3 separate regions of the Homo sapiens genome follow, and all the other regions are linked to region 3. The links are chromatin contacts, found by Hi-C or POLR2A ChIA-PET in ENCODE. All regions are on one chromosome and are shown on one strand. The core of a region is the stretch at or near the end of the contact, and the rest is flanking DNA. Distances in the headings are between cores, read along the strand shown. Region 1 holds the start of VIPR1 (vasoactive intestinal peptide receptor 1). Region 2 holds the start of NKTR (natural killer cell triggering receptor). Region 3 overlaps TRAK1 (trafficking kinesin protein 1).

Region 1 (2,801 bases), core at 288-2,787, 310 kb after region 3:
AGGGAAAAAGAGCAAGTGCAGGGGATGGAATGCTGGAAGGGAGGAAGAAAGAAGAGAAAGAAGAGAGAGTGGAAAGAAAGTGTAAGTACGCCCTGAAGAAAGGGCCAGGGCACTCATCCCTTCCCGGCTTTCCCCCACTCCCCTCAAGCCCACCCCATGGCAGCATCCCAACGTTCCCTCTCTGTAGGGAGGGAAGCCCTGGTGGGTCCTCAGGGAGCTCCTGCGCGCCTGCTGTTCAGCCAAAGCCTAGCGCGGGACCTCCTTCAGGTAGCCGCACATTCTGCTCAGGGCTCTGGGACCCGCTGCCCTCTCCGCCTCTCCACTGAACTCCGCCTCTCCTTCTGTCACACGGCTCCGCCAGCCACTCTATCCTGCCGCCGCGACCACATCTCCAGCCTCGATTGTGCAGGCTCGAGCCCGTAGAAAGAGGGCTAGCAGCCACCTGCGCTTGGTCCACAAGAAGACGCGCTCCCAGGGCGCAGAGCTGGTGACCCCGCTCCCCATGCCAGGGACGAATAAACGAGAAAAGGGGCTGACCCGGTGTCACCCAGCGGCCGAGCAGCCGCCCCTTGGAAGCTCAGCACCAAAGGCAGGCGGCCAGGGTCCTGGCCCCTCTCTGGACCCCAGTATCCCCAGCTGTAAAATAGGGAATGCAGGAGGAGGACGACGTCTGTGGATCGTTTTAGGTCAGCTGCGGAGTCGGCCTGCGGGCTGGGAGCAGACCTCGCTCCCCACGCGAGGGCGCTGGCACTTCAGCCCAGCCTCCCTGGGGAGGTGCCCTGGACGAGACCCGCGAGGGTGCGGACACCTCATCCTCCCTGGAGCAGGTCTCCCGAGGCTTGAAGGGCCAGGGCACCCAACAGGTGCTGAGCGCGCCCCACCAGGTCACCCGGGAGCAGGGAACACCAAGGAACCCAGAGTCGGGCCTCTTTCGAGCCCTCGCTTCCTCTCGCCTGGCTTCTTCGGCGCGAAGGATGAATTGGGGTTGTTGAAAATTGATCAAACAACCCGATCTCTGTCAGCGCCTGGACACTTGCTGGGCCCCAGCTCGCAGCCTGGGAAGATAAGTGGCACTTCCTGTCTCGTAATCGGATTTGCGCGCACGAACCCTCGGAGACGCACAGGTGGGAAATGGGGAGGCTGGCGGGGAGGCCTCCTGGAGGAGGTGGCTCCGAGGGTAGACATGAGGAGCGCCCTGGGATGGGGCTGAGGGTGGATACAGAGGTGGGAGCTTGCGAAGGTCGTGAGCTAAGCATGGAAGGATGGAATGTGTTCGGGTCTCGAGATTCCCGGGTGATGAGCCCGGAGGGGCGAAGGCCTATAAATGTCTCACGACGGAAGACCAAGGTGTGGGATTGGCAAAGAGAGAGCAGAGCTTCCTCACTGGCAGGGGCTCCCCAGCCCCGCCCCATACCTGCGCGGCGGCCCCGCCTCCACCCATCCATTGGCTAGATCCGCCGCCCGTCAGACGAGCCCCCGGGGCCCGCCCCCAGCCCTGAGCTGCGCCTCTTAGCTCTGGGGCCACAGCGCCAGCGCCACTCTGCCAGGCTCCCGGCCATCGCCCGCCTGGTGCGCCGCCCGCCAGCTCTTTGCCCGCGCGGGGCCGCCCGCCGCGGGCTCAGGGCAGACCATGCGCCCGCCAAGTCCGCTGCCCGCCCGCTGGCTATGCGTGCTGGCAGGCGCCCTCGCCTGGGCCCTTGGGCCGGCGGTGAGTGTTCGCCCGGCCGCCCAGAGTCCCGGCAGCCTGGGGGTTGCGGAGGGCGGGGGAGGTGGGGGATGGCGGGAGCCGGGCCGTCTGTGCGCGTGTCTGTGTAAGAGGAATAGGGGACATCAAGCATCTCGACTCGCCTCCTCCCACCGCTCCAGACCGAACCTAGACGCGAGGGCTGGGATATTGGTCGTGCCCAGTCCCTCCCAGCGCAGCCCGGAGCAGGCACAGCATCAGTGGAGGGGCAGCGGGGAAGAGTGGGCCCCAGACTTGCCTTCCTTGTCGTGGTTGTGGGTGCGCAGCGGGGTGGGGCGGCCAGTGGGTGCAGAGTCAGGTACTGCGGCCGATTGAGATGGAAGGTTTGGTACACCGTAGGTGAGAGGGAGGATGTGAGGGGCCGTTCTTGTGTGCTGTGACCGTCTGGAGGTGCCTGTGGGCTGTCAGCATCAGAACCAGTGCTGGGGGCCCCAGGACTTGAGAAGGGGTTCTTGGGATCAGGTGAGTGACAGGCACATCCCTCCGTGTGCCCTCCCACTGAGCAAAGCAAAAAGGTACCAGACCCCAAGGTGGAAGCTGGTGGGCAGTGAGGGGCTAAGGGTGGTGGTTAACAGGAGGGGCCAGGCCTGTACATGGAGAGAGCTGAGCAGGGAGCCAATGCCAACAAGCAGTGGCCTCCCTCTTCCTCCCACTTCTGCTTCCTCTCAACGTGGGTATGTGTATGCCCTTGATACATGTGTACTCGTGTGCCCCATGTGTGGGTGTGATATGTGTTCCTGTGGATGGCTTACCTGGGCTGGGAGGCAGATGCTGATTGAGGCAGGAGATGCATGGATCATCTCACTCTAGAACAGGGGAGACCTCAGCACTCATTGAGTCTACTGAAGCCCATTTTACAGATGGGCAAAGCGAGGTCCAGAGACACAAGAGCCACATCTGTCTCCCACCAGTTAGACCTAGACAAAGGTTGATTTTCTCCCTACCCCAGACTTTGAGTAATCTAGAGTTGCTGCTTAGGCAGGGCCTTAAATGCCCACTCCAAGTTGGCTGGGGGAGGGTGAGGAATCTTGATTATCTAGTTCATTCTCTCCCATGG
Region 2 (2,781 bases), core at 118-2,617, 400 kb after region 3:
CAGACACAGATCATTGGAACAAAAATCCAGAAACAGACCCACACATATATGGTCACAAGGCGAAGGTAATTCAATGTATAAGAGTCTTTTCAGGCCGGGCGCGGTGGCTCACGCCTGTAATCCCAGCACTTTGGGAGGCCGAGGCGGGCGGATCACGAGGTCAGGAGATCGAGACCATCCCGGCTAAAACGGTGAAACCCCGTCTCTACTAAAAATACAAAAAATTAGCCGGGCGTAGTGGCGGGCGCCTGTAGTCCCAGCTACTTGGGAGGCTGAGGCAGGAGAATGGCGTGAACCCGGGAGGCGGAGCTTGCAGTGAGCCGAGATCCCGCCACTGCACTCCAGCCTGGGCGACAGAGCGAGACTCCGTCTCAAAAAAAAAAAAAAGAGTCTTTTCAACAAACGGTAATGGAACGACTGTATATCCCAATAGGAAAATGTTGACACTTACTTGACAACATAAGCAAAAATTAATGATATTAGATCATATCATAGACTTACACGTTAAAGACTATGTAAAACATATATGAGAACACAGAATATCTTCAAGAACTTGAGGTAGGCAGAGATTTCCTAGCACAGGAAAAGCACAAACCATTAAAATATAAAACTGACCAATTGACTTAATCAGAATTAAAAACTTCTTTGCCAAAAACGTCAAAACAATGAAACGACAGGCCCAGATTGGGAAAAAGACTTCGCAATCATTTATGTAACAAAAGATTTTCATTCAGAGCATACATATATCTAACAAAACATTTGTATCCAGAACTGTTAAACACGAAGGACCAGATTTAAAAACGGGCAGAAGACTGGAACTGAAACTTCACAAAAGATGCAGAATGGTCAGTAAGCACAGGACAAAAACGGTGCCAGTGACGCTGGTGCCAAAGCGGGAAGGAACGCATTCTTCAGCCTAAAAGACCTAACAGTAGGACACGGACATAACCACTCCCGGCCAAAAAGAACACAGAGCAACACAACGTCTTGGCTAACGAAAACTCAAAGCCTCAATTCACTCAGTTCCTTCACAGCGCTCGGAAACAGAGAAGTCTCGCGGTATCGGAAAATGCGCGGCGCTCACAGCCACACCTGACGAGATGGAGGGCGCAGGCGCATCCACGGCTTTCAGATTGGGCGACTGACTTCAAAGGGGGGGGCAAACAGGGAACGCGCAGGTATAGGAGCGCTGGCTGGAGGCTCCTCGAGAGCTCCCCAGACACGCCCCCGTGCGTACGCCCCCGTGCGTACGCCCCCGCTGCCGCCACCTTCGGTTGACCACCCCCATCTAGACTGTACTCTCGCGGTATTTGTCCCGACTCTCGCGGGGTTTAGCGTGGCATTGGGAGGCCCGGCCTGGGGGAGGAGACGGCGTTCCGTTAGCGGCGTTGGGGTTTGGCTGCAGTGGCAGTGCTTTCTCTTCTGCTCACGGGGACCCGCTCAGGCTGGAGGCCAGCCAGGTGAAGAGCTCGCCCGCATGCGTGCGCGCTGCGTGGGAGCCGCGAGGCCCGGGGCGGGAGGGGGCCTCGTCTTGGCCTCCTGCGCTGTCGCGACGGGCCGGCGTGAGGCACCGTGGCGCGGACTTCGTCTCAGCCCCGCCCTCGCCCCTGCCCTCGCCCCCGCCCTCGCCCCTGCCCTGACCGCTTTTCTCCCCCTCTCTCCCAGCTCTTGCCGCCACCTCGGTCGCGATGGGGGCGCAGGACCGGCCGCAGTGCCACTTCGACATCGAGATCAACCGGGAGCCGGGTGAGCTGGAAACTGGGGAGCGCTGCTGGGGCCGAGGCCTGCCTTGGCGAAGGGGAGGGGTCTACCCTCAGCAACCCTCCCCCGGCCTTTTTGGGAGCGGGTAGGAGGCGCAGGCAACTTTCCGTTTTCTCTTGAGAGAAAATCAGTGGGAGAGGAAGGTGGCCTGGGCACACCCCTAACTCGCAGTCCGGGCCTCTTCCTGCCAAACCCCACACACCCCGCTGCATCTCCGGACTGAGTCCTCGTAGCCAGCCTGGCGCCAAGAAAAGGAGGTGCAGTTCTTTGAGGACTTTTTCTCTCCCAGTGTCTCCGTGAGGCAGACACTCCCGATCCGATTTCCGGTTATCTTGCTTGGTGCTATGAAGTTTCAACTAGTAGGAAATATTGTGTGTTTCCTAATCACGATATATCACTAATATGTTAATTTTGCCTCTATTTTTCCTTAAGAATCTTTAGCTAGAATTTCGTGGTTCCTGGGAAAATGGCTTAGTGAAGATCTTTTGTGATAAACCAGAGCATTTTGTACCAGCAGAATTGCAGCATGCATGCACTTAGCATTAATGTTTGTCTTTAGGGAATCCAGACATTTGTTAGTGTATTTTTTTTAAATGAAACATTTCCTTCTAAAGCATAGTTATTTCATTCTAAGTAGCAGAGCGTGCAGGGTTTCAAACTGTTTTCTTAGCTTTTTTTGTTATCCGTGACAAAAGTTTTAATTGGAGACATATATATATGTGTTGTCTTTGTGCAACATCTTGTTCTGCATATTCTTATGAGAGCCTGCTACTGTTCTAGGGTCTGGAGATAGAGCAGCGCATAAAACAAAGGCCTCTTCCTTTTATAGTTTATATTCTATTGGGGGGAAGACGGACAACTAGGAAAAAAATAACAGTGACTTGTAGTTGGGATACTATTTTAATAAGTTGGTCAGACAAGGCCATTTTGAGAAGATGAGATTTAAGCAGGTATCAGAAGGAGATGAAGTGAGCCGTATTTAAGAAGAGCATTCGTGGTAGAGGGAAACAGCACAGCCCT
Region 3 (2,700 bases), core at 94-2,593:
AGCTTTTGAGAGAAACTCCCCCAAGTGAGATAGGAGCGGATGGCTGCGTAAATGCTCGTGAGATTCTGTCCCTTCTGAAATTGGCCTTTTCCTTGGAGCTCTTTCCCTTCAGCCCCCATTGCTGACCCCCAGCAGATACTATCCCCATCCCCCACTCCTTGTTGTCTGGCCCACCTTCCCTAAATCGTGATTTCTTTTCTTCTTTGCTCCCATGCATCAAAGTCAGGAAGTCAGGCTAGAATAGCCACCACCCCCTCTCCGCCTCAAGAAGCTTCACTGAAATCTGAGGGAAACAAAAAGAAAGACATATAACATAGTCAGCTTTCTAGGGCACAGATGGGTGATCCAGTGATTCCAGGAATCTCAGTAAAAGCAGCAAAGAATATTCAGTCCCCCAAGTTCCCTGATCTAGCGCTAACCACACTTGGCTCACACGCTGGCCTGTGTAGCTTTGCAGGCTCCTTACCTGGGTTCCCTCCTTCCTGGCTTGTCATCTTGGTGCAGTGAGCTCCTGGCGCTGTCTTGTTTCCTGGGCACCCAGGATCCACTCCACTGCCTTCCCCACTCTCAAGGGCAGACCTCTCTTTGAAAACTGAACTATTGTGTGAGAAAAGTCGAATTGAAATTTGCATTTCAGTTTCTTTTTGAGGGATTCTCAGCTTTCATATTTGCTGAGGTAAAGTTTTTGTTTGCCTTTTTCTGTAGCTCTTGGCACAGCCCAGTTTTTGAAGATGGCTATTTTTAAAGTGTATTATGCATTAAAGGTATTTAAAGCAGTCTAAAGATTGCATCATGCAGAACGCCCAGATCTGCCTCTTTTGCTCCTAGCCATTCTAATCGCTGAATAAAACAGTGAGTAGCAGTTTTTGCACAACTATGTTCCCAATTCTCTTGCCCAATGGCAGGAGTTCATCTGGGATCCACAGACGAAATTTGGGGGGGGCCTGTGAAATTAGTTCCTAATTGTACTCAATATTTCCTTCCTGTATGAAGGTCACCAGGTCACAGTGATATTAGCACTGCTTGTGACTTTGTCATCATTAGAAATCACAGGTATTTTTATGGCACATTTCTTTTTCTCTTCTTCTTTTTTTTTTTTTTTTGAGACGGAGTCTTGCTCTGTCATCCAGGCTGGAGTGCAGTGGTGCGATCTTGGCTCACTGCAACCTCCCTCTCCTGAGTTCAAGCGATTCTCCTGCCTCAACCTCCCAAGTAGCTGGGACTACAGGCATGTGCCACCACGCCCGGCTAATTTTTTTTTTTTTTTGTATTTTTAGTAGAGATGGGGTTTCACCATGTTGGCCAAGCTGGTCTCGAATTCCTTACCTCAGGTGATCCACCCGTCTCGGCCTCCCAAAGTGCTAGGATTACAGGCATGAGCCGCCGCGCCTGGCCCTATGGCACATTTCAGTTGTTACAGCTGCCTCACAACACCACAGATGCTGATCTCCACTTCAAAATGACAGCAGTAACCAGTCCTGAACTAATTTCTCTCTCCTTTCTCCTCTCTCTCTCTCTCTCTCTTTCTCTTTCTCTCTCTCTCTCTCTCTCACACACACACACACACACACACACACACACACACACGTTGTTATATTGATACATATCTGCCTTCTTTTATAATCATAATTTTATTTGCCTAAAAATATTATTCCAGGAAGGAGTCCACAGACTTGCCTGGATTGCCAGAGGGGAGAGGGTCATGGCCAAAAACAAGTCACAGAGCCTGCATGTGACTTTTTCTCAGTATGGCTTTGAAATTACAGTCATCCCTGAGTATCTGAGGGGGATTGGTTCCAGGACCCCCTGCAGATACCAAATCCTTCAATGCCTAAGTCTCTGATATAAAAGGGCATAGTGTTTGCTTATAACCTATGCATGCCCTTCCACATACAAAAAGATCATCTCTAGATTGCTGGTAATACCTCATACAATGTAAATGCCATGTAAGGAGTTGTTATACTGTACCGATTTTTAAATTTGTATTATTTTTTGTTTTTTTTCCCCCCAAATTTTCTATCTAAGATTAGTTGAATCTGAAGAAGTGGAACCCACAGATACGGAGGGCTGACTGTAGTAATTTGACACTTCATTTTTCTTAAGGTGTATGAAGGTCCTTTCTTCTCTATTTGTAAATTATGTGGTGAATAACAGTATTAAAAAATAAGCTGGCTTAAAAGATGTCAGACTCACCTAGGGAAGTCCTTACTGGACATAACGTTTAATGGCAATCTGTGGGTAATAATTACAAAATAAAATGCATATTTGTGAACAAGGACTGAAAAAAGCCTGCTAGCCCTTTATTCATCTCACTTCCTGCTGACTCCTGTGGAGTCTCCCCGCTTGGTTCCAGCCTCCAGACCGGAGCATCCGCATGGACCATGAAGCTGCTGAGGTGGATGCCCTGGAGTCCCCAGGCGGTATCTGCTGGGAAGCCACTGGCCACATGTGGCTGTGCAAATTTAAATCAATTAAGTTAAAATATAATTACGAATTCAGGTCCTCAGTCACAAGCCACATTTCTTGTGCTCACTAGCCACCCCTGGCTGGTGGTTTCCACATGTACATATGTCCCAGCACAGAGGATGCGTCCATCATCACAGGTTGTTCTGTTGTTTAACATGAATTTAGCCTTTCCCTTCAGGTTATCCTCCATGGATATCCTCCTCTGGTGCTGAACTGGTGCTTTTCTGCACACAC

Evidence for each region. Hi-C counts contacts between places; a loop is a spot of excess contacts on that map. ChIA-PET counts read pairs that join two places held with the same protein, here RNA polymerase II (POLR2A). Pooled maps may share reads with other maps.
Region 1: a pooled map shows a loop between it and region 3 (2.3-fold over the local background). The contact joins the promoter of VIPR1 here to the enhancer-like site in region 3. A Hi-C loop is called at or near these places in 3 of 37 single-sample maps with no recorded cell type and 5 of 50 pooled maps. POLR2A ChIA-PET finds 5 or more read pairs at or near these places in 2 of 52 experiments (K562 and activated CD4-positive, alpha-beta T cell).
Region 2: a pooled map shows a loop between it and region 3 (4-fold over the local background). The contact joins the promoter of NKTR here to the enhancer-like site in region 3. A Hi-C loop is called at or near these places in 2 of 50 pooled maps. POLR2A ChIA-PET finds 5 or more read pairs at or near these places in 3 of 52 experiments (GM12878, activated CD4-positive, alpha-beta T cell and activated T-cell).

Annotation. Positions count from the first base shown.
Region 1 is chr3:42,501,106-42,503,906 of GRCh38, forward strand. VIPR1 (vasoactive intestinal peptide receptor 1) reads left to right here and starts at 1,538. Exons shown (of 13, transcript NM_004624.4): 1 at 1,538-1,708. The coding sequence starts at 1,631. RefSeq lists an enhancer at 36-609 and silencers at 1,137-1,236, 1,297-1,796.
Region 2 is chr3:42,599,319-42,602,099 of GRCh38, forward strand. It overlaps NKTR (natural killer cell triggering receptor), which reads left to right and starts at 1,368. Exons shown (of 17, transcript NM_005385.4): 1 at 1,368-1,460; 2 at 1,666-1,746. The coding sequence starts at 1,689. It also overlaps a transcript of SEC22C not described here. RefSeq lists a silencer at 1,462-1,671.
Region 3 is chr3:42,195,453-42,198,152 of GRCh38, forward strand. The region is part of intron 10 of TRAK1 (trafficking kinesin protein 1); the gene reads left to right. Among named protein-coding and RNA genes, the nearest start is that of CCK, 69 kb to the right of the region's middle. RefSeq lists enhancers at 496-605, 686-815. Within about 2 kb of position 1,344, at least 3 of the 41 ENCODE cell types and tissues checked have a DNase peak (open chromatin) inside an H3K27ac peak, as active enhancers do; they include GM12878, where a contact is called at or near this core.